Linked DNA regions of Homo sapiens: region 1 is linked to region 2. A link is a loop called in an ENCODE intact Hi-C map of the cell type or tissue named here. Cell type or tissue: IMR-90. All regions are shown on one strand. Links, peaks and the distances in the headings refer to the core of each region. The heading gives the core; the rest is flanking DNA. Region 1 overlaps RIC1 (RIC1 partner of RAB6A GEF complex). Region 2 overlaps RIC1 (RIC1 partner of RAB6A GEF complex).

The links. A loop is a pair of places that touch in the nucleus more often than their neighbours do. Peaks named below come from ENCODE experiments on the same cell type or tissue, not always from the same donor. Only the 100,000 strongest peaks of a DNase experiment are listed, where the experiment ranks them.
Region 1: it touches region 2 in a loop (2.1-fold over the local background); 14 of 110 quality-filtered maps call a loop at or near these places.

The regions. Positions count from the first base shown.
Region 1 is chr9:5,691,454-5,704,099 of GRCh38, forward strand. The region is part of intron 3 of RIC1 (RIC1 partner of RAB6A GEF complex); the gene reads left to right. Among named protein-coding and RNA genes, the nearest start is that of INCR1, 68 kb to the left of the region's middle. RefSeq lists an enhancer at 5,729-5,848. In IMR-90, for the core only: no CTCF peak of the experiment used is centred there; a DNase peak (open chromatin) is centred at 7,548; H3K27ac peaks cover 333 bases.
Region 2 is chr9:5,636,237-5,648,882 of GRCh38, forward strand. The region is part of intron 1 of RIC1 (RIC1 partner of RAB6A GEF complex); the gene reads left to right. Among named protein-coding and RNA genes, the nearest start is that of INCR1, 13 kb to the left of the region's middle. In IMR-90, for the core only: no CTCF peak of the experiment used is centred there; a DNase peak (open chromatin) is centred at 6,995; H3K27ac peaks cover 183 bases.

The DNA of each region.
Region 1 (12,646 bases), core at 2,848-10,847, 55 kb after region 2:
CTTTAAAGTACAGACTTTTTTGATGATGGGATTCAATTTAACTTGTTTATTTTTCAATAAAAATATTTAGTGCAAAAATTTTTGACACATAAATATAGTGCAAAATGATAGGAACATCATGATGTATTTAGAAATTTTAAATTCAGTTTTATGGGTAAAACTGAAAAAAGAATTTTTTTGCATTCTAAGTGATAATTTTGTGATTCTTTTGAAGAACTGTTGTAATCAATGACTAAAATTAGATTTACTGGTGCATTTTAAACTACTATGTTTGTTTTATTGCTTAATTTAGACATGTTCCTATAAATAAAAAGCAGTAATCAGAAACAACAATTTAACTCCATTAATTTATGTTCCTGTGGGCATGGTAGAGAAATAACTTCTCTTGAAACAGTGAAAATTCTATTTTCTTTATTTCAGTTCACTAATACCATTACATGTTTATAGTGTTTTGGAATAGTATTTTGAGACCCACTTTTTGTGTTCCAGAAAAGTTTTAAGAAACAGTTTCTTTCTTTTCTGATTCTAAAACTGCAAGAGACACCAGTTAACTAAGTAGTCCTGACAATGCGTGAACTTTGCTGTGTTTGACTCTATGTGTTAAGGCAGAGAACTAAATAAAAAACATACTCTCTTTCTTAATTTGGGCATTCTTTTACTATATTGAAAGTTTTAGGTTTCAGTGGCTGGCCTCAATAAAATGTGCATTGCTTTAGAGCAGTTCGAATAATAGTTAAAGATACAGGCTTTGGTGTCAGATAGACCTGAAATTAAATGTTGGCTGTGCCACTTTTCAGCTATATGACTTCTTTCAAGTTATTTAATACCACCAAAAACTTTCCTCATCTGTAGAGTAGGATAACAGTAGTAATCATCTCATAAGATTAAATGAGATCATTCATATTTAATGCTTAGGTAAGCACCTAGCTTATGGGATAATTAATAAAGGACAACTGTTATTATCAGTAATTTTTTTCACCAAGTGTTTACTTCATTTCTAAGCTTTTAAGTAATTTTTAAATATATACATATATATCTACTTGATATTTTACTTCTTTGCCAGAGTCTAACTTCTAGTAACTGCTACCTAAAATCTCTTATATGAAAATAGTTCTGCAGATTAAAGTCAGCCTGTTGTGTATTTGTGTGCTTGACTGTTCTAGTTATGTTACTTAGTCTAGTGAGTTTCTTGGTTTTTCTGCAGAACCCATTTGTACAATGGGAATAAAAATAACTTCTTTCATTGTTAAGAGGATTATGTGAATTCATATTCTTAAAACCTGAAAAATAGTGGTTATATAAGGTTTTGAGGAAAGTAAAGTTTGGTTTTGACAGTGGTATCTTCATTGTCATCTGTGCCATTATAAACCCTTCTGTAGTTTGAGACACTGTTCTAAGCATTTTTTAATACGTATTTAATCCCTTTAGCAACCCTATGAGGTAGTTAGGTATAACTGTTTTACAAACTGCTGCACAGAGAGGCAGAGTAACTCACCCATAGTCACACGCGAATAAGTTGTACAGCTAGGATTCAGACATAAGTGTTGTAGCTCTAAAGTCTGTGCTATTAATCAGTAATATACTGTCTCAACCCTGTTTATGCTCCATCCAGCTACTACTTTGGGGTTTATCTGGGAGTAGAGAATGGAAAAAGGAGAAATGATCTGGAGTGGTTTCTAATAGTCCTGAAGAATAGAGGCAGTATAATTACTGAGGCCAGTGGTTAATCATCCTCTTCTCACTTAGTTATAGAAATACTATTGTCTCTCGTTTCTCTTCTGTAAATCTTACAAGTTCATCACAGGAGTTTTTCTAGAGTATCTTAACTTCCCTGTATTATGTGACAGCATCTTAACCTCAGACTGCATATCCTTTTCCACTATGCTCCATCTGAGAACACAGTTCAGATGCCTCATGATCTTTCCTAGTTTCCACCTAGTGTTGTTTCTAGCATCCTTCTATAGATGTTGGGAGTCAGTCTATAACAATGGTGGCAGTCTTATTAAGTGACTCTGTACCTCAAAGATCATTTATTCTTTGGTGAATGAATTTTCCATTTTAGAAATCTTAGATTCCATTGTATATTACATTATCTCTTCATATTAGTTACACAGACCAGTGGACCAGACTAGTTGAAGGTTGTCTGGACATTTTATTTTATGGCTTGGAAATTTTAGTGAAATTAATGAAGGAAACTTCCAGGGATAAGTCAGAAATAATTTGTGTTTAGCTTTAAAATGTGTTCATATGCTTATGTTTAAATAGAAGTTTAGTAGATTTCTAAATTGCACATCATGTTTAATTTCAGCATAATGAAAAAAATTTAAACAAATATGTCATCATCATGTATACTTTGTTGAGAGCAGAGATTTTTTTCCCCCTTCTTCCTGTCTTTTCACTGCTACTATTACCCTCTTTTTTGTTAGAGACTAGCATTTTTGAGGCTGAGTTTCTTTAAAAAAAAAAAAAGTTTCTGTACTGAAATTCAGTACATTTAATTATTATATAGTAAAGATACTGGTCTTTTTCACTGAAGAAAAAAAGTCACTCCAAAATATAATCAAATCTCCTTCTCCTCTTCCCCCTCCACCCTCCCCATATAATTTCATCAGATGGCAATACTTCTTACCAGCTCACTGCTAATGAATTAGTGCCAGCTGGAAAGGAAGAAGAGCATAGCTACCTGAGGTTAGCAATTTTTAACTTCAACACAACTTGCCCCTTCTAAAATCCAGCTTCTTTGCAGAAGAAACCTACAGTAAGGGACAGAAGCATCTAAATCGTATCAAATTTAAAGGTGACAAGAGATCTGAATTAGTTACAGACTCATGAAAGTTTCCCTCAATATATGTTTCTTTTTGCTAATATGTTGTGAGTGTTCTTTTTCTAGAGAGGAACTTTAGCCACTTTTTCCCCGTATTTCTAATAATAAACCTTGTTCTACATTCAGTTTATAAACTTGACAAAGTATGTTAGTGATCTTGATGTTTTTTGTTCTGCTTGAGCCTCTGAAAACATCCCGTGTCTAATTTGATTTCAGTGTGTTTATATTCTGTAAATGTACATGGGTGACCTTTTACTACTGAACTTTGCATATTACATGCATCCATTACTTCACATTATAGTTGCATGAGCACTTATTAATAGGATTGGCAACAGTGTTATTATATAAGTTCTGGATAGTGAAAACTCCCTTATTGGCCACACTTCCAAGGATGGCACCTGAATCCAAAGAATGGTAGGACTGCCCAAATCAGAGAGCCCTGCACATTGTTTCTGTCAGACTGGAGGCTGTCTCAATGTGTGATAATATAAACGATAAGCAGTTTTGGTTTTTGGTGGCTTTTTTTTTTTTGGTTCTATGAAAAGTCTGGTGAAAGGGTACTACGTCTTTCAAAAAACTCTTCTGAAAATTATTTTCATCCATCTGTCTATCCATTTAAAAAGTATTGAATTTTGTCCAGCTCTAGGCACTGTTGTAGATACTAGAGATCTAACAGTGGAAAAAAACAACAAAACAAAAAGCCCTGCTGATAGATCTTGTTATTCTTCTAGTAGAGGGTGATAAGTAAAATACATTATGAGTTAGGTGATCCACTCTATGGAGAAAAATTAAGCAGGGTAAGGGAATAGAGAGTGGAATATGACTTAAAATAGTGGTCAGTGTCTTCACTGAGAAGATGACATATAAAAGGATCTCAAAGATGATGAGGTAACAAAACATATATCCAGGGGAAGACAATTCTGGATTGGTGAGATTTAGCAGGTATGAAAATTCATAAGAAGATACCGTGAATAAATTTTAGGTCCTATAATAATTTATAGTTAGTAAGAAATGATGAACTTTTTTTATTAGCTGTAAAAATGAAAATACAGTCTGATTTTTAGGTAACTGAATCCTGGGAAAGTCAAGAGCGCACCCGCTTTTTTCTTCCAGTAAATGGCACCACCGTGTATTTGAGTTTATTCACTCTTCCTGCCCACTAACATCAATAGCCAGTCTATATCCAGTCTAGTATATTCTACCTTGTATGTCATTTCTTTTCCCTCCTCGTAATTCCCAATGACACTAGTTCAGTTTAGGTCTTGTCACTTTTCTCCTGGATTATTATTATATCTTTTTTTTTTTTTTTTTTTGAGACAGAGTCTCGCTCTGTCGCCTGTGCTGGAGTGCAGTGGCGTGATCTTGGCTCCCTGCAATCTCCGCCTTCTGGGTTCAAGCGATTCTCATGTCTCAATCCTGAGTAGCTGGGACTACAGGCATGCACCACCACACCTAGCTAATTTTTGTATTTTTAGTAGAGACGGGGTTTCACTATGTTGGCCAGGATGGTCTTGAACTCCTGACCTCAAGTGATCTGCCTGCCTCGGCCTCCCAAAGTGCTGGGATTTCAGGCGTGAGCCACTGCACCCGGCCTATTATGTCTTCTTAATGTCAGATTCATGTCTAAACCTCACTCACTTACCCCCTGCCAAGCCAAACATGCTATTGCTTTGCTAAACTTTTTTGCAGTTACCATCATCTTTTGTACGTTGTATGAGGTAGAAAACCTTTAATTCTTTGTTTCTTCCTCTGGATTGTTTCTTCACTTTACATATTTGTTCAGTCATCAAATTTTACTGATTGATTAGAGTTTTCCAGTGCCTCTGGAATTCATTTAACTCTATTTTACTCTCATTGGTCTTTTTAGGGGCCCTCATGTCCTCCTCCTTGTCTATTAAAAAAGCTTATTCACTAACTCATTTCTCTTCCCCTAGTCTCTTTCACCTACATAATGAAGTTTATCATTTGCATTGATAACAATTTTTTTTTTTTTCCAAAACGAAGTCCAAGCTCTCTGGCCTGGCATTTAGAACCTACTTTCTCCATATCTTGAACACATCGAACCCACAATTCCTATTTAATGCCTCTATTCCTTTGTTATTTGCTCTATTCAGTATGACTCCCCTGCTATCTTTTTTTATGTAAGAAATTTATCTGAGTTGGTTTTCAAGCTCAGGTCAGACATCTGTTGTACTCTATAAACCTTCTGCCCTCAACTCTCCTATATCCGCCCCTGTACCCAATAAATAACTGATCTGGCATGTGCATTCCCATAGTATGTTTTAAAAATTTACACTACTAATTCATCAATACCTTCTTACTTAAAAAAAAATCCAACAATGAGAGATCTATAAAGATAAAAAGTAAAAAAATGTGAACTTTGCTTTTTTAGATTCTAATCTCATTTCACTCTCCAGTTGTCCTGTATCTCTTGAGTAAATAAATACCTAGGAATAGAATTGCTGGGTCATATCACATGTCTAGTAATTTCAGATTGGATGTTAGATACTGTATTACATTATCCATTGTCTGATTTTTGTCCTTTTCCTTTAAAGAGTATTGAAGGTTGTTTTGGGTGGCAGGTAAGCTGCTTGGAGATCTTACTGATCTTTTGAGGCTTTTTGTATGTCTTTTAGGATGGATTTAACTGTTAAGCTAGCTTAGCCCTTCTGAAGTCCACTGAATGTCCTAGGTCTTTAAGAAGGTCTCTCCATTCTGGCTAGTCAGAACCGAAATGTCTCCCAGTCCTATATGAACTGGGTAGCCAAAAACCCTAGTAGTCATTCTTTGCCTGTATTTGTGGAGTGTCACTATGTATTTGGATAGTATTCAGTAAGACTCGGGAAACCCCTGCAGGTTTCTAGAGCTTTTCTCTGTGTGGCTCCCACATCACTGGTGCTCTGCTTCACAAATAGCTGCTTCTGCTTCTCTGAACTTTAATCTTTTTCTCCTCAACTTAACAAGGCTGCCATACTATGCTTGGTTTCTCTCACTCTACATGATGGACAAAACCTTAAGAGGTTAGATGGTGACTTCTGCCAGAAAACCTGTTTGTTTTCCTTCCCTCATGATATCAGTCCTGTGCTGCCTGCTGTCTCATGTCTGAATATGGTTGGTTGATCTATTTTGTCCAGTTCTCTTGTTTCTGGGCACTAGTTTGGTACCAGGTACTCTATTAGTAGAATAATAAAATGACCATCTGTGTGTCCATCAGTCAGTTTGAACAATTTTCAGTCTTTTTCCACTGGAGTATATTTAAGCACATCCAAGATATCATTATTTCATTTCATCCAAAAATACTTTTTATTATTGTAAGCATTCCAGTAAACAATGATGAATGCAAATGATGAAATATGAGGCCTGGAGTTTTAGGAAAAGAAATCGTTCTGAGCCTTTCCAGAATTATGGTTGGAGAACTAAAGCCTCTTAGTCCCAGAATTTACATAGGACTGCCAGAACTTTCTAGATCAAGCCTTGCACATTTCAGAATCATCTCAAATGGATTCATCCTCATTTATTGTATGCCTGCTATCTGTAAAACACTTGCTATACACTGCTACTGAAGATGCTAATGAATAATTGTTTAAAGTTAATGGCAATATAAAATAACAGATTGCCAGGTAAATATCTTGAAAAGTCATAATAGCATTTCAGGGTAAAGTGATTAGTTGTCAAGGGAAGTTTTGTAGATAAGGAGACTTGAGTTCTATACTTGGGAGAGAAGTCAGGACTTAGGTAAGTTATGTTGCAAGGAAAAACACTATAATTAATTGCATTCTTGAAGTTTCTGTTCCCCCACACCCCAAATCTATTAGGTTATTTGCCACATTATTCTTTTCTTTAGCTGGCACTTAAAGCATTTGGTATCTCCTGCACAGAAGAATTTGCTCAAAGAAATGGCTGTTGAATTTGTGAATCAGTTTTCTGTATCACCTGATCTAGCCCTCAAAGCATACTTGACATGCTTTAAAAGCAGTCTTCTTTTCTTTTAAGACTTCTGTGTAGTTTTTATGCTACACTTGGTATTGTGGTTTGATTTTTGGTTTTTACCAATTTGATGAGAAATTACTCCCCGCTCAGTGTCCTGGGAAGTTTGACTAGTGGTTGACCCATCCCATAGAAACATTTTATTTTTTTCATGGCCCTTTAAGGGCCACTCATTAACATGAATGCCTTATCATTCATTGGAATAGAAAACTGGGAGGCTTTACTTTTAGTTACAAAAGTTAATGTATGGAAAATACATTAATAAAACCGGCTTAGCTTCATTTTTCCTACTTTCTTGTGATATTTTTCTTAGACTTGCTATTGATACCTCAGATAAATATCCAGCAGTTTAGAGATGTGGAAAAAAATATGGCAGTTGGAATCAGAGAGGCCCAGGTTCCAGTTCAGATTCTGCTTTTTCCCAAGACTTTGGAAAAGCCATTTTCTAAAGTTGCTTTCTGTGCTGTGTGTCTATAAAATGAGAAAAATGAGTGATTAGATTCTTAATAAGTTGCAACTGGTATTGTTGTCTAGGTTGCCTTCTGAATTATGTAAATATAATGTGCCTCCATTGCATATTTATGACAATTTATAAGTGTTTAAAAAAGAAGGGGATTCTAGTTCATTAACTGCGAGGTTTTAGAGTGAACTAGAATTTGAAGAATGACAAAACTTTAAGAGGTTGCCAAAAAATACAGGTGTACTTGTTCAAAAGCAAGTCTCAGATTGAGTCATGTATCAAATGTAAGCAATAACAGACTTGACTCCTCTGGGGAACTTAGGCAGAGTATTCATTTATACAATACTTGAAAATTCCAAGTATTAACAAAGATAGCTTCTTTAATATAGCGAGAAACTCCTTACATCATATCCTTGAATAATGTCATAACATCGATGAGGGAAAAAAATTGATCCCTGGCCAGGGCCACTGTCAATATGGAATTTTCATATTCTCCCTATGTCTGTGTAGTACTGTAGTTTCCTCCCACATCCCAAAGATGTACGCTTTGGGTGAATCAGCATCTGCATGGCCCCAGTCTGAGCGAGTGTGGGGTATGTGTGTGAGTGCGCCCTCCAATGGAATGACATCTGGTCCAAGGTGGGCTTCAGCTTTGGCCCCAAGCTGCTGGGATGGGCCGTGGCCACCTGCAATTCTGAACTGGAATTAGTGGGTAAATGTTTTTATTCATCTTTCTTAAATGTATGTATAGCTTACATTTATTTCAATGTCTTTTTTTTTTTTTCAAAAAACTGTTTGTATATTGCATATATAACTAAAATATAAAAGCAACATTTTATAAAACTTTCTAGAGAGACAAATTCCACACAAGTGGTAAGGGCAACCTAGTGTCTCTAGATTTGTTCTGTTTCATAAATTGGATTTTAACAAATCCTATGTAAATCAATTTTTGTAAATAAAATGTAATTGTTGGATTTTTCACATGTTAGATTTTTGCAATAATCTGAGATTTACAACACTTTCTGATGTATGTTCACTCTGATTCTGAAACTAAATTATATTATTGGATTTCATATACAGTATTAAAATTAGTGGTGGTTTACCAAGATTAAACTTTAAAGCATATCTGAAAGTTATCTATCTGTAAATAAGACAAATTGTCTACAGAATTAGTTTTATATAGTCAGTGATGTGTAAACCTCTTGGCTTTAAGAACCACAACAACTTTGAATGCATTAAGAAAACTGTCACACAATTGATCCGAAACTGCATTAAGAAAAAAATTCCTACTTTTTTTTTTTTTTTTCCTTTCACTGGTTTCTTGTCTCTCAGGGTCATCGTTCCATGGGCTGTCCCCACCCAACCCCACCAAGTTTCCTTCATTGACATTTCTGTTCTTTCCTTCACAAATTCTGCCATGGCTTGTAGGGAGAGCACCTGATTAACCAATACTGAGCTGGGAATGACCGACACTTCTTAGCTAGTTCTATAAATTTTGTTAGTTTGTTTTTGTTAGCCCCAGTTAATCTCAAATAGATAGAAATTTAGAACATTATTGAGGGGATTATAATGGGATTAATCCCTTTTGCCTATCCCATAATGTATTCAGCTGTTTCATTTCTTTTTGTTCATTTGTGATTTTGTGTTTTCAAAGTAAAAAATCTGAATATTTATTTAGAGTTTACTTTGGATTAAAAATATTCAATTTATTAGAGCTTCAAAATAATAACTGTAGCTCAAACTTTTAAGTTCCATCTACAAATCTTAAAAATCTATTCGTAAATCTAGCAAATTTCAACACTTTTAGAGGGGAATCTTACAAATTAAATTCTCTTACGTATATTAATGTATATTTATAAATATGCCTTATAAATATATAATAAATTATATATTTTGTTTCTTCTTAAAATACTTGAATTGTCTAACAAGCTTTGTACCATTTCATGAGCAGGTATTTTTGCCAAAGCATGATATATGCATTGTGTAAACACCTTCATTCTGCACAAGTGCACACTAAAAACAAAGCTTGTGGGAAAATCGTTGGAACAGATCACTTAAAACTTCCTATAACTTTGAACTAGAGGAGTCACAAATAATAATCTTAATAAAAGTTAGAAAATAATTAAATTTTTTCTTTTCCATGTAGTTTCACAAAGACAACTGCAAGTTATAAATATTTTTTTTCAAATAAGTATAATTTCCTACTGCTTCCCTACTCTTCACATTCTTTTCCCCAGTTAGCTTACCTAGCTTTTAGTTCAGATTCTTCTCAGAATCGTATGGTCAAAGTCTGGTGTTTAATTTCCCTTCATGTTTCTTCTCAAAATTTATCAAAACTATCACTATGACTTAAGTTGGCTGGGTTCTATTTCATTAGTGCAAGTAAACAATAACTTGTTATCACCCATTTGTGGTAAAACTGTGGTATAGCTGGCTCTTCTGTTTGAGACCTATAGAAAAGCTCTGAATGTTTTTTTTCTTTCATGAGTGGATGTGTACATAGCACTCCTGATGGAGATATTTATCTTTTTTATGGGCATCTATATTGAATCCTTTGGAGTATATCGATTTAAATGCAAAGTGTAGCTTAGAAATAAATGTTTGGGCTGGGTGAGGTGGCTCACGCCTGCAATCTCAGCACTTTGGGAGGCCCAAGGCGGGTGGATCACTTGAGGTCGGGAGTTCAAGACCAGCCTGACCAACATAGCAGAACCCCCGTCTCTACTAACAATACAAAAATTAGCTGGTGTGGTAATCCCGGCTACTCAGGAGGCTGAAGCAAATTGCTTGAACTGGGAGGTGGACATTGCAGTTTGCCGAGATTGCACCACTGCACTCCAGCCTGGGTGACAGAGCAAGACTCCATTTAAAAAAAAAAAAAAAGAAAAGTTCAGTTACATTTTCTCTTGAAAATTCAGGTTTTTGTTTTCTATCCATCTTCCTTACCTTGTATAGTTTAACTTAACTTTTGCTCTGTATAATTCGTACTATAACATTAGTATGAATATGGTAGGTAGTGCATGTCAAATCTATTATCTGTTCTTCCAAACAATTTTGCTTTTAGTGAGAAAACCATCATAATTAAAATATTGAAGCTGGTTAGTTTCTCAAGCACATGACTGGGATCAAAAGCAAAGGAGTAACTGTTAACATTTAATACACTCAAAATGTCAAAAAACATACGTGCATACATCCCACTTATGCAGGGATCCACGTATTAAACATCATCAATTGCCTGGAATAGCTAAGACTCAGGAAATAAGGCCTCCAAGGGGACACTCATCTTTACTCATTTAAGACATTTGTTGGTTTTGGGCTATATACAAGGCAATGGTGTGAATTAGAGTTGATTTTTTCCCAGTCTGAAGCTCATAGTTTATTAAGGGGACAAAAGCTAAATTCAGATAATATCAAATATACTGTAAAAGTGATGTGTACTCTAAAGGAGCTACAGATAAATAGCTTTGGGAGGCAGTTTAGAAAGGGAATATACTTTCAGTGTATTATTGAGGAATTCTTTGTAAAGAGAGTAGCATCTGAGCTGAGTCATGAGGTATATTAGTCTATTCTCACACTGCCATAAATAAACACCTAAGACTGGGTAATTTATAAAGAAAAGAGGTTTAATTGGTTCACAGTTCCGCAGGCTATACAGGAAGAATGGCTGGGGAGGCCTCAGGAAACTTACAGTCATGACAGAAGGAGAAGGGGAAGCAGGCACCTCTTACACGGCCAGAGCAGGAAGCCGGGGAGAGGTGCTACACACTTACACACTTTTTTTTTGTTTTGTTTTGTTTTTGTTTTTGTTTTTGTTTTTGTTTGTTTGTTTGTTTGAGACAGAGTCTCACTCTGTTGCCAGGCTGGAGTGCAGTGGCACCATCTCGGCTCACTGCAACCTCCGCCTCCCGGGTTGAAGCAATTCTCCTGCTTCAGCCTCCTGAGTAGCTGGGACTACAGGCACACGCCGCCATGCCCGGCTAATTTTTTTTGTGTGTGTATTTTAGTGGAGACAGGCTTTCACCCTGTTGCCCAGGCTGGTCTCGAACTCCTGAGCTCAGGCATTCTGCCCGACTTGGCCTCCCAAAGTGCTAGGATTACAGGCGTGAGCCACTGCATGCAACTGAGCTACACACTTTTAAACAACCAGATCTCACGATAACTTACTATCACAAGAACAGCACCAAAGGGGAAATTGCCCTCATGATCCAGTCACCTCCCACCAGGCCCCACCTCCAACGTTGGGGATTACAATTTGACATAAGATTTGTGTAGGGACAGAGACCCAAACCATGTAATTCCACCCTTGTCCCCTGCCAAATCTCATGTCTTTCTCACATTTAAAATACAATCATGCCTTCACAAGAGTCCCCCAAAGTCTGAACCCATTCCAGCATTAACTCAAAAGTCCGAAGTCTCATCTGAGACAAAACTAGTCTCTTCTGCCTATGAGCCTGTAAAATCAAAAACAAGTTAATAACTTCCAAGATACAATGGGAATACAGACATTGGTTAATACTCCCGTTCCGAAAGGGAAGAATCAGCCAAAAGAAAGGGACTATAAGCCCCGTGCAGATCTGAAACACAGTAGGGCAGTCATTAATTCTTAAAGCTCCAAAATAACCTCCTTTGACTCCATGTCTCACATAGCATTAAGTACATTTACAGTGTTTTGTACAACTATCACAATTACCTAGTTCCAGAACTTTTACATCACTCCAGGCAGAAACCATGGATTCATTAAGCAGTCATTCCCTGTTCTCTTCTGCTCTCAGCCCCTAGAACCATACATTTGTTTCTTGTCTGTGTCTCTCTGGATTTGCCTATTCTGGATACACTATATAAATATAATACAGCATGTACCTTTTGTGTCTTATTTAATTGCTGGATACTTTGTATAAATGGAATCACACACTATGTACCTTTTGTGTCTTCTTAATGTAATGTTTTCAAGGTTAATTCGTGTTTTAGCATGTATCAGTACTTCGTTTCTTTTATGGCTGAATAATATTTTGTTATATGGATTTACCACAGGGTGTTTATCCATGAATCAGGTGATGGCCATTGAGGTTGTTTTCACTTTTTGGCTATTGGAACAGTCCTGCTATGACTAGGAGTGTTCATAGCAGTTGTTCATGTACAATTTGTATTTGAACACCTGTTTTCAATTATTTTTGGGTATATACCTGGAAGTAGAATTGCTAGGTTACATGGTAATTCTATGTTTAACTTTTTGAGAAACTGCCAGACTGTTTTCCCACAAGCCATATGTGAAGGTTCTGGTTTCTCCATATCCTCATCAACATTTGTTATTTTCTGGGTTTTTTTTTTTATTATATTAGGGTCATCCCAATGAATGTGAAATAGTATCTCATTAT
Region 2 (12,646 bases), core at 3,265-11,264:
CATTTTATGGTGTTTAGTGGCGGTTAAATGTATTCTAAGTATTTAGTTTTTTGGAGCTACCATAAATGGTATTGTTTTCTTTTTCTTTTTCTGTTTTTTTTAGACAAAGTCTCGCTCTTGTCACCGAGGCTGGAGTGCAATGGAGCGATCTCAACTCACTGCAGCCTCTGCCTCCTGGGTTCAAGCAATTCTCCTGCCCCAGCCTCCTGAGTAGCTGGGATTACAGGTGCCTGCCACCATACCCGGCTAATTTTTGTATTTTTAGTAGAGACAGGGTTTCACCATGTTGGCCAGGCTGGTATCGATTCCTGACCTCAGTTGATCTGCCTGCCTCAGCCTCCCAAAGTGCTGGGATTATAGGTGTGAGCCACCACTCCCAGCCATGTTTTCTTAATTTATTTTTTAGATACTCATTGTTCTTGTGTAGAAACACAACTTATTCTTGTATATTGATTTTATATCTTGCAACTTTACTAAATTCATTTCTTAGTTCTAAATTTTTTGGTGGTTTTTAGGTTTTTCTAAATATAAGATTATGTCATCTTCAGAGACAATTTTGCTTTTTCCTTTGAACTACTGCTTTATATCGTAAGTTTTGCACTTATGCTTTATTTCTCCAGCTAGATTATAAGTTTCTGGAGCACAGAAACTATCTTAATTTGTATTATCTATAGTGCCTTGTACAAGGAAGATGTTTAATAAACATTTTTAATATTAATGAATTTAAGGTATTTGTCATACGTGTGGCACAGCAATTTTTTTTTAAGTTTTAGTGTTTTGATTTTTGTGAGAACACAGTAGGTATATATTTATGATTTTTTTGTTTGTTTGTTTGTTTTTGAGACAGGGTTTCACTTCAGTTGCCCAGGTTGGAGTGCAGTGGCACAATCTCAGCTCACTGCAATCTCTGCCTACTGGGCTCAAGCAGCTGTCCTGCTTCAGCCTCCCAAGTAGCTGGGACTACAGGTGTGCCCCACTGCACTTGGCTAATTTTTTTTTTTCTGTAATTTTTTATAGAGATGGGATTTCACCATGTTGCCCACGCTGGTCTTGAACTCCTGAGCTCAAGTGATCCATCCACCTCGGGCTCCCAAAGTGCTGGGATTACAGGCATGAGCCACTATACCCAGCCATGAGATATTTTGATACTAGCGTGCAATTTGTAACAATCAGTTCATGAAAAATAGGGTATTCATCCCCTCAAGCATTTAACCTTCATGTTCCAAACAATCCATATGTACTCATAGTTATTTTAAAATATACAATTAAATTATTTTGACTGTAGTCACCCTGTTGTGCTATCAAATACTAGGTCATACTCATTCTCTTTTTTTGTACCCATTAGCCGTTCCCACCTCCCTTCCTATCCCCCCAGTTACCTTTCTCAGCCTCTGGTAATCATCTTTCCACTCTTTATCACCATTAGTTCAATTGTTTTGATTTGTAGATCCCACAAATAAGTGAGAACATGCGATGTTTGTCTCTCTATGCCTTGCTTATTGCACTTAACATAATGACCTCTAGTTCCATCCATGTTGTTGTAAATGACCGGATCTCATTTTTTTTGTAACTGAATAGTACTCCATTATGTGCAAGTACCATGTTTTCTTTATCCATCCATCTGTTGATGGACACTTCCAGTACTGTGTTGAATAACAATAGTGAAGGTGGGCATCTTTGTCGTGTTCCAGATCTTAGAGGAAAGGCTTTCGGTTTTTACATACTCAGTATGATACTAGCTATGGGTCTGTTATATATGGCTTTTATTATGTTGAGGTATGTTCCTTCTATACCCAGTTTTTTTAGGGTTTTTATGAAGGGATGTTGAATTTTTATGAAATGCTTTTTCAGCATCAGTTGAAATGATCATATAGTTTTGGTCCTTCATTCTGTTGATATGATGTATCACATTGATTGATTTGCATATGTTGAACCATCCTTGCATCCCTGGAATAAATACCACTTGTTCATGATGAATGATCTTTTTAATATATTGTTGAATCTCATTAGCTTGTATTTTGTTGAGGGTTTTCACATCAGTGTTCATCAGAAATATTGACCTGTAGTTTTCTTTATTGATGTGTCTTTGTCTGGGTTTGGTATGAGGGTAATCCTGGCCTCATAGAATGAGTTTAGAAGTACTCCCTCCTCCTGTATTTTTCAGAACAGTTTCAGTAGTATTGGTGTTCTTCTTTAAATGTTTGTTGGAATTGAGCAGTGAAACCACTAGGTCTTGGGCTTTTCTTTACTGGGAGACTTTTTATTACAGGTTCAATCTCACTGTTGTTAGTCTGTTCAGGTTTTGAATTTCTTCATGATTCAATCTTGGTAGGTTGTATGTGCTAGGGATTTATCCATTTCCTCTAGATTTTCCAGTTTATTGGCATATAGTTGCTCATAGTAGTTTGTGATGATCGTTTGAATTTTTGCGGTATCAATTGTAATATCTCCTTTCTTATCTCTGATTTTATTTATTTTGGTTTTCTCTTTTAAGGTTTGTCAATTTTGTTTATCTTTTCTAAAAAGCAACTTTATGTTTCTTTGGTCTTTTGCATTATTTTCTTCATTTCAAGTTAATTTATTTCTGCTCCATCTTTATTATTTCTGTTACTAATTTTGGGTTGTTTGCTCTTGCTTTTCTTGTTGTTTAAGAGGCATCATTAGGTTATTTATTTGAAGTTTTTCTTCTTGTTTTCTGAGACAGGGTCTCTCTTTATTCTCCAGGCTAGAGTGCAGTGGTGCAATCTCGTCTCACTGTAGCCTCAACCTCCCAAGTTCATGTGATCCTCCCACCTCAGCCCCCTAAATAGTTGGGACTACAGTTGCATGCCACCGTGCCCAGCTAATTTTTGTAGAGACAGGATTTCACCATGTTTCCCAGGCTGTTCTCAAATTCCTGAGCTCAAGCAATCTGCCCACCTCGGCTCCCAAAGTGCTAGGATTCAGGCATGAGCCACTATACCCGGCCATTTTTCTTCTTTTATGGTGTAATACTTATAGCTATAAATTTCTCTGTTAATACTGCTTTTGCTGTCTCCCATAACTTTTGATATGTTGTGTTTCCATTATCATTTGTTTCAATAAAGTTTTCAGTTTGCTTCTTAATTTCTGCACTGACCCATTGGTCATTCAGGAACATATTGTTTAATTTCCAAGTGTTTATATGATTTCCAGAATTGTTCTTATTGATTTCTAGTTTAACTCTATTATGAGAGAAGATGCTTGATATTATTTCAGTTTTTTTGAATATTTTAAGATTTGTGACCTATCATATGAGCAATCCTTAAGTGATCCATGTACTGAGGGAAAGAATGTGTGTTCTGCACCCTTTGGATGAAATGTTCTATAAATATCTGTTAGGTCCATTTGTTGTATAGTGCAGATTAAGTCCGATGTTTCTTTGTTGAGTTTCTGTCTGGGAGTTGGGTTCAGTGCTGAAAGTGAGGTGTTGAAGTCTCCAGCTATCATATTGAGGTCTAGCTCTCTCTTTAGCCCTAATAATGTTTGCTTTGTATATCTGGGTGTGTTGGGTGCATATGTACATATGATTGTTATATTCTATTGCTGGATTGACTCTTTTCTCAGTATATAATGACATTCTTTGTCTCACAATTTTTGTCTTGAAATCTATTTTGTCAGTATTTATATAATTACTCCTGCTCTTTTGGTTTCCATTGGCATGTAATATCTTTTTCATCCCCTTATTTTCAGTCTATGCATACCTTTGTATGTGAAGTGTGTTTCTTGTGGGCAACAGATCAGTGGATCTTGTTTTTTCATCCATTCACCCACTCTCTGTCTTTTGATTGGAGAGTTTGGTCCATTTGTATTCAATGCTATTATTGATAAGTAGGGACTTCTGCCATTTTGATATATATTTTCTGGTTGTTTTGTGGTCTTCGTTCTTTCTTTACTTGCTGTGTTCCTTTTAGTGAAGGTGGTTTTCTCTGGTGCTATGATTTAATTTCTTGCTTTTTATGTTTTGTGTATCTGTTGTGTTTTTTGATTTGAGTTTACTGTGAGACTTGCAAGTACTGTCTTATAACCCATTATTTTAAACTCACGACAACTTAACACTGATTGTATAAGCAGTCAAACACACACAAAGTGTTTAAAGTGTAATTAAAAGTGTAATTAAAACTCTACACTTTAACTTCATCCCTCTACACTTTAACTTCATCCCTCTGCTTTTTAACTTTTTTGTTTGTTGTTTCTCCTTATGTCTTACTGTACTATGTCTTGAAAAGTTGTCGTTATTCTTTATTGGTTCGTTTCATCAGTCTTTCTACTTAAGAGTAGTTTACACACTACAATAACACTTATAAAATAAGAATCATTGTTAGGTTATTTATTTGAAGTTACAGAATAAGAGTGTAATTGTGCTGTGTAAACTACTCAAGTAGAAGGAGTTATACTCTTCTGTGTTTTTCTGTGTGCTTACTATTACCAGCGAGTTGTACCTTCTGATGGTTTCTTCTTGGTCATTAAATACTCTTTTCTTTCAGATTGAACAACTCCCTTTAGCATTTCTTGAGGGCAGATCCAGTGTTGATGAACTCTCTCAGCATTTTTTGTCTGTGAAGGTCTTTGTTTCTCCTTCATGCTTGAAGGATATTTTCACTGGATATACTGTTCTAAGGTAAATGCTTTTGTTTGTTTTTTTTGTCAGCACTTTCAACATATTGTGCCACTCTCTCCTGGCCTGTAAGATTTTTACTGAAGAGTCTGCTGTCAGAGATATTGGAGCTCTATTGTATGTTATTTGTTTCTTTTCTCTTGCCGTTTTTAGGATCTTTCTTTATCCTTGATAAAGAAACTATCCTTTGAGAGTTTGTTTATAGATGCCATAAGGTAGTCTTCTTTTTTTTTTTTTTGGACGGGGTCTTGCTCTGTCACCCAGGCTGGAGTGCAGTGGTGCCATCTCAGCTCACTGCAAGCTCTGCCTCCTGGGTTCACGCCATTCTCCAGCCTCAGCCTCCTGAGTACCTGGGACTACAGGCGCCCACCACCACACCCGGCTAATTTTTTGTATTTTTAGTAGAGATGGGGTTTCACTGTGTTAGCCAGGATGGTCTCGATCTCCTGACCTCATGATCTGCCCGCCTCGGCCTCCCAAAGTGCTGGGATTACAGGCATGAGCCACCGCGCCCGGCCGCCATGAGGTACTCTTCTTTAGGTTAAATCTGCTTGGCGTTCTGTAACCTTCTCATACTTGAATGCAGATATCTTTCTCTAGGTTTGGGAAGTTCTCTCTTATCCCTTTGAATGAACTTTCTACTCCGGTCTCTTTCTCTACTTCCTCTTTAAGGCCAATACCTCTTATATTTGCCCTTTTCATGCTATTTTTTAGGCATGCTTCACTGTTTTCTATTCTTTTTTCTTTTGTGGTCTCCTCTGACTATATTGTCAAGTAGCCTGTCTCCAAGCCCACTAATTCTTTCTTCTGCTTGATCAATTCTGCTTTTCAGAGACTCTGATGCATTCTTCAGTTTGTTGGTTGCATTTTTCAACTTTAGAATTGCTGCTTGATTTTTAAAAATTTAAATTTCTTTGTTTAAAATGTGATAGAATTCTGAGGTCCTTCTCTGTGTTATCTTCAATTTCTTTGACTTTCCTCAACATAGCTATTTTGAATTCCTGCCTGAAAGGTCACATATCTATCTCTGTTTTTCCAGGATTGGTCCCTGCCTTACTTAGTTCATTTGGTGGGGTCATGTTTTCCTGGATGATCTTGATTTGATGCTTGTAGATGTTCATTGGTGTGTAGGCATCAAAGAGGTAGGTATTTATTGTAGTCTTTGCAGTCTGGGCTTGTTTGTATCTGTCCTTTTTGAGAAGTCTTTCCAGTTATTCGAAGGGACTTGGGCCCCAAGCCCAATAATGCTGAGGTTTTTGCAGACTCAGAGGTACTGCCTTGGTGGTCTTGGATAAAATCTGGAAGAATTATTTGGATTACCACGTAGAGACTCTTGTTCTTTTCTGTTACTTTCTTCCAAACAAATGGAGTCTCTCTCTGTGCTGAGTCTCCTGGAACTAGGGATGTGTTCATGCGTTGATGCAAGCACCCCTGTTGCCACCACCACTGAAACTAAGCTGGGTTAGACCTGAAGCCAGCAGAGCACTGGGTCTCATCCAAGGCCTGCTGTCACCACCACCTGGCTACCACCTATGTTCACTCAAGGCCCTAAGGCTCTACCATCAGCAGGTGGTGAAGCCAGCCAGGTTTATGTCCTTCCCTTCAGAGTGTCTCATTCCCCAAACCCCAGGCCAGTCCAGAAATGCTGTCTGGAAGCCAGGGATTAGAGTCAAAATTCTTAGCAATTTGTTTGATATTCTGTTCTGTTGTGGCTAAGCAGGCACTCAAACCGTAACACAAAATTCTTCCCACTTTTTCCCCTGTCCACAGGCAGAGGAGAATCTGCCTCTGTGGCCACCACTACCACAGGGCCATAGTGGGTTCTGCCTGGCCACTGCCGGGCAGTCATCTTCAGGTGTTTATGAATCATTAACATAATCCATATTATAGTTAAATATTTATTTGGAGTTTACTGTGGACTAGGTATTTTACATCATAGTAAGCAAAGTTTCCCAAATTTAAGTTCTTTTTATTTCTCATTCATGACTTTTGGCCTGTTCTCATACTACCTATTCATTGTAACTTTTAAACTTGAAAGTCTCTTTCAAAATAAATGAATTTATACTTTTACCATAAATGGAAATCTAGTACCATTTTTATGAATAGAAGATATTATGAAGGAATACAATAAAAACAATTTTATAAGTCTGGGCATGGTGGCTCACACCTGTAACCTCAGCACTTTTGGGGGCCTAGGTGGGAGGATCACTTGAGCCCAGGAGTTCAAGACCAGTCTGGACAGTATAGGGAGACCCCCATCTCTATAAAAAATAAAAATAAAAAAATCAGCTGGCCATGGTGGTGCATGCCTGTGGTCTCAGCTAATCTGGTGGCTGAGGTGGGAGGATTGTTTGAGCCTGGGATGTCTTGATTCATAAACACATGAAGATGACTAAAATCTCCTTTTAAATTTGTTTATACTGCTTTTTCTTCTATGGCTTTCTTTTTTTCATAGATCATGTCAATATAAACACATACTGAGAACCAGGAGTTTGAGTGATTCTATATGAATGACTGTATACTATTTAAATTTTGATGAACTACAGAGTAGTTTGAGCCTAGGAGGTTGAGGCTGCAGTGAGCCATGATTGCACTATGGCAACCCAGCCAGGATGACAGGGTGAAACCCTTTCTCAAAAAAAAAGTTATGAAAAATATGGTTTCCTGCCAAACTCATAATTACTCCTTTATTAAAAAGGGCAATTAGCCCTTTTTATGCAAGGTGCTTAAAAATAAACTAGCACCTCATTTAGATACTCTCCTTACGTAAATAAAAAAGATTGAAGAGGAGTTGAAAAAAGATTTTTTTCCTATGTGATTGTTTACTTCAGTATTTGTATGTCATCTAAAATGGTGATATAGGACCTGCATTAAAGTGTTCCACCTGTATTAGTTTGTTAGGCAATTTATTTAATCAGAAAAAATAAAATAAATTTACAATTTAAAAATATTTTGGAATTTACACCTGCCACAAAATGAGACAGTTTCTTCGTTCAGATTTCTTACTCATGAGCAGGCATCAATTGGTTGGAATCAGAGAGGTTTCTTACCTTTAAGTTACAATTGCTTTCCTTTGAGTTGCTGTCACAAATCTACTGTCCCCCAAGTAGTTTACCTTATTTCAACCATAAATCATACAAAAATTTACCTATGAAAATTTGGATATTATTGTAGATAATACTGTAGAATTTGCTATGGTTTAAATTTTTAAGAGCTTTGAGGTGCATAAAAATACATCTAAGTGTACATTGATTTTTAGTAAATTTATAGTGTTGTGCATCCATAATCACAGTCTAGTTTTAGAACATTTATATCAGCCTTAAAAAGTACTATGCCCATTTGTCATCAACCTCTTCTCCCATTCCAGCCTTAGAAAACCTTGGCCTACTTTTTGTCCATTTGATTTAGCTTTCCTAGAATTTTCATATCATTGGAATCATATGGTATATGGTCATTTGTGTTTGGTTTTTATTTAGCATAATGTTTTTGAGGTGCATCCAGGTCATAATATTTCTTTTTTCAAAATGTGTGTAAACTAAGGGATACAAGTGCAGTTTTTTTACAGGGACATATTGCACAGTGGTAAAGTCTGGGCTTTTAGTGTAATCATCAGCTAAAGAATGTGCATTGTACACATAAGTAACTTCTTATCCTTTATCCCCTTCTCATCCTTCTGAGTCTGGTATCTGTTATTCCACACTCTATGTCCATGTGGTAGTATTCCTTTTTGTTGCTGAATATTTTTCCATTATTTGCATATGCCGCATTTCTATCTCCATTCACCAGTTGACAGGTATTTGAGTCATTGTGAATAATACTCTCATTTTGAATGATTGTGAGTAATACTGCTGTAAACATTTGTATACATGTCTGTGTGTGGATAAATGTTACTCTTCTAGAGAGATACCTAGGAGTGCAACTACTAAGTCATATGGCAAGTTTAACTTATTGGTAAAGTGCAAAACTTTGTTCCAAAGTGACTGTAGCATTTTACAACCCCACCAATAATGTATGGAAGTTTCTGTTTCTCCACACCCGTTCTAGAGGGTTTGTAGTGGTGTCTTATTTGTGGCTTTAATTTGGTGTTTTTCTAATGACTAAAAAATGTTTGGCATGATTTCATTTGCTTATTAGCTATTTATATATCTTATTCCATTTATATATCTTATTAGCCATTTCGCTATACCTATGTAGTTAATTATCTATTCAAATCCTTTGTCCATTTAAAAAAAAAACAGTGATCTGATCTTGGGTCACTGCAGCCTTGAACTCTTGGGCTCAAGTGATCCTTCCACCCCAGCCTCCCTAGTAGCTGGGACTACAGATGCCCAACAGCATGCCTCACTTATTTAAAAATTTTGTAGAGACAGGGTCTCCATAAGTTGCCCAGGCTGGTCTTAAACTCCCATCGTCAGGCTATCCTCCGAAAGTGTTGGAATTACAAGTATTAGCCATGATGCCCAGACCATTTTTGTTTAAGTGGAATATTTCTCTTATTATTCAGTTGTAAGAGTTCTTTATATGTCTTGATACAAATTATTTAGCAGATATATACTTCGCAAAGTTCTGCAGCATTAAGTACATTCACATTATCATGTAACCATTACCACCATCAGTATCCAGAACTTTCATTTTCATTTTCCCAAACTGAAGCTTCGTACCCTGTAAATGGTAATTCCTGGTTTTCTCATCCCATCAGTCCCTGGAAACTACTATTGTATTTTCTGTCTTTATGAATTTGATTTGTGTGGGTACCTCAGACAAGTGGAACCACACACTATTTGTCTTTTTGTGATTGACTTATTGCACTCAGCATGTCTTAAGTTTTATCCATGCTGTAGCATGTACCAAAATTTCCTTCCTTCTTAAGGCTGAATGATACTCCATTGTATATGTACATACTGCATTTTGTTTTATTCATTCATCTGTTGATGGACACATGGGCTGCTTTTACCTCTTGGATATTGTGAATAATGCTGCTGTGAACATGGGTAGACAAATATCCAGATCCCTGCTTTACTTCTTTTGGGTACATACCCAGAAGTGGACCTGCTGTTTCATTTGGTTATTCTATAGGTTTTTTTTTTTTTTGAGAAATTTTGCTTTTTTTTTTAATGTTAAGAAATTGCCACATACTGTGTTTCCACAGTGTACATCATTTTACATTCTTACCAGCAATACAGTGGTTCCAGTTTCTTCACATCCTTGCTAGTACTTGTTTTCTGTTGTTTTGATGATTGCCATTCCATTGGGTCCAATGTGGTATGTCATGGTTTTGGTTTGCATTTTCCTAATGGTTATTAATGTCGAGCATCTTTTATGTACTTGTAAGTCATGTGTATGCCTTCTTTGAAAGTGTCCGTTGAAGTTCTTTGCCCATTGTTTTTCTTGGGTTATTTTTTGTTGAGTTGTAACGCTTCATGTATTCTGGGTATAATCCTTTATCAGATATGTGGTTTCTAATACAGTTATGCTCCATGTAATGGCAGTTTGAGATGTTCCTGTCAACAGACTGCATTATATGATGGTGGCCCTATAAAATTCTAATGGAGCTGAAAAATTCTTCTTGCCTAGTGACAATAGAAATTTTATATAGTGTAATGCATTACTTTTTCTATGTTTAGAAGTATTTAGATATAGAAATATTTACCATTATGGCACAATTGCTTATGTATTCAGTATAGTAATATGCTATATAGGCTTGTATCCTAGGAGCAATAGGGTATACCTTATAGCCAAGGTGTGTAGTAGGCCATAACGTCTAGGTTTGTGTTAAGTACCCACTGTGATGTTCACATGATGACAAAATTGCCTAGTGATGCATTTCTTGGAACTTATCCCCTCTTGTTAAAGTGACACGTGACTGTATTTTCTTCTGTTTCAAGGGTTACATTTTTACTCTCTTTGTAGTAGCCATTGATGCACAGCATTTTCAATTTTGATGAAGTCTGTCTTACCTATTTTTTTTTGTTGCCTGTGCTTTCAGTATCATATCCAAGAAATTGTTTTCAAATCCAAAGTCATGAAGTTTTTGGCTTGTGTTTTCTTCTAAGAGTTTTATAGGGTGAGGTCTTCTGTTTAGAGTTTTGATCACTTTGAGACAATTTTTGTATATAGTATAAGATAAGGGTCCAGCTTTATTTTTTTACATGTGGATATCCAGTTTTCCCAGCACTGTTTGTTGAAAAGACTTTCTTTCCTTTTCCCCTTTGAATGGTCTAGGTAGCCTTGTGGAAAATAATTTGACTATTTATGCAAGAGTGTATTTCTGGACTCTGTGTTTTATTCTGTTGGTCTATATGTGTATCCTTGTGCCAGTACGACAGTATTTTGATTGCTGTAGTCTTCTAGTAAGTTTTGATGTCAGGAAATGTGAGACGTCCAACTTTGTTATTTTCAAGTTTGTTTTGTCTATTCGAGGTCTCTTGGGAATCCATATGAATTTTAGGATGGATTTTTCTGTTTCTGCTAAAAATGCTGTTAGGATTTTGAAAGGACTTACATTGACTATGTAGATTGCTTTGGGTAGTATTGACATCTTAACAATATTAAATTTTCTAATCCATGAACAGAGGATATCTTTTCATTTATTTGTGTCTAATTTCTTTCAGTGATATTTTGCAGTTTTCACTGTAGAAGTCTTTTGCCTGCTTGGTTAGGTTTAGTCCTAAGTACTTTATTCTTTTTGATGTTACGGTTTGCTGATTTTTCTGTGTTGATTTTGTATTCTGCAGTTTTCCTGAATTCATTCATTCTAACAGGTTTGTTGTTGTTGTGGAATCTTTAGAGTCTTTACATATAAGATCATGTCATCTTCAAACATATAATTTTACTTATTCATTTCCAAGTTAGATTTATTTTATTTCATTTCCTTGCTGATTGCTCTGGCTAGGGCTTTAGGTATTACGTTGAATGGAAGTGGTAAGAATGGGCATCTTTGTCTTAATTCTGACCTTTGAGGAAAAGCTTTCCATCTTTTCACCATTGAGTTTGATGCTGGTTACAAGTTGTTGTTTTGTTTTTTGTTTTTGTTTGTTTGTTTTTTGTTTGTGTGTGTGGGGGTGGGTGGTGGTGGTGGTGGTGGTGGTGGTGGTGGTGGTGATGGTGGTGGTGGTGGTGGTAGTGGTAGTGGTTTTTTCTTGCTCTGTTGCCCAGGCCGGAGTGCAATGGTGTGATCTCGGCTTACTGCAACCGCCACCTCCCGAGTTCAAGCAATTCTTCTGCCTCAGCCTCCCAAGTAGCTGGGATTACAGGCGCCCGCCACCATACCCGACTAATTTCTTGTATTTTTAGTAGAGACAGGGTTTTGCCATGTTGTTCAGACTGGTCTCGAGCTCCTGACCTCAGGTGATCCACCTGTCTCGGCCTCCTGAAGTGCTGAGATTACAGCTGTGAGCCATCATGCCTAGCCAGGTATAGGTTTTTTATATATGGCCTTTTTATTATCTTGAGATAGTTTGCTTCTATTCATAGTTTTTTGAGTATTTTTAGCATGAAAGGATATTGAGTTTTATCAGATGTTTTTTCTGACTCAATTGAAATGATTATCTGTTGGTGGACACTTAGGTTGATTCCATATCTTTGCTAATGTTAACAGTGTGGCTATGAACTTGGGGGTGCAAATATCCCTTTGATGTATTTATTTTGTTTCTTTTGGATAAATACCTAACAGTGGGATTGCTGGATCATATGGTAGTTCTATTTTTACTTTTCGAGAAATCTTCATACTGTTTTTGGTAATGGCTGTACTAATTTATATTTCCACCACAGGAGTTCCCTTTTCTCTGCATTCTCATCAACATCTGTTATGTTTTCTTTTTAATAATTGCTATTCTAACTGGGTTAAGATGATATCTTGTGGTTTTGATTTTCATTTTCCTGATGATTAGTGATGTTGAGCCTCTTTTGATGTACCTGTTGGCCATCCATATGTCTTTTGAAAAAATGTTTATGTCTTTTGCCCACTTTTTAATGGGAATGTTTTGTTTTAACTGTTGAGTTGTTTGAGTT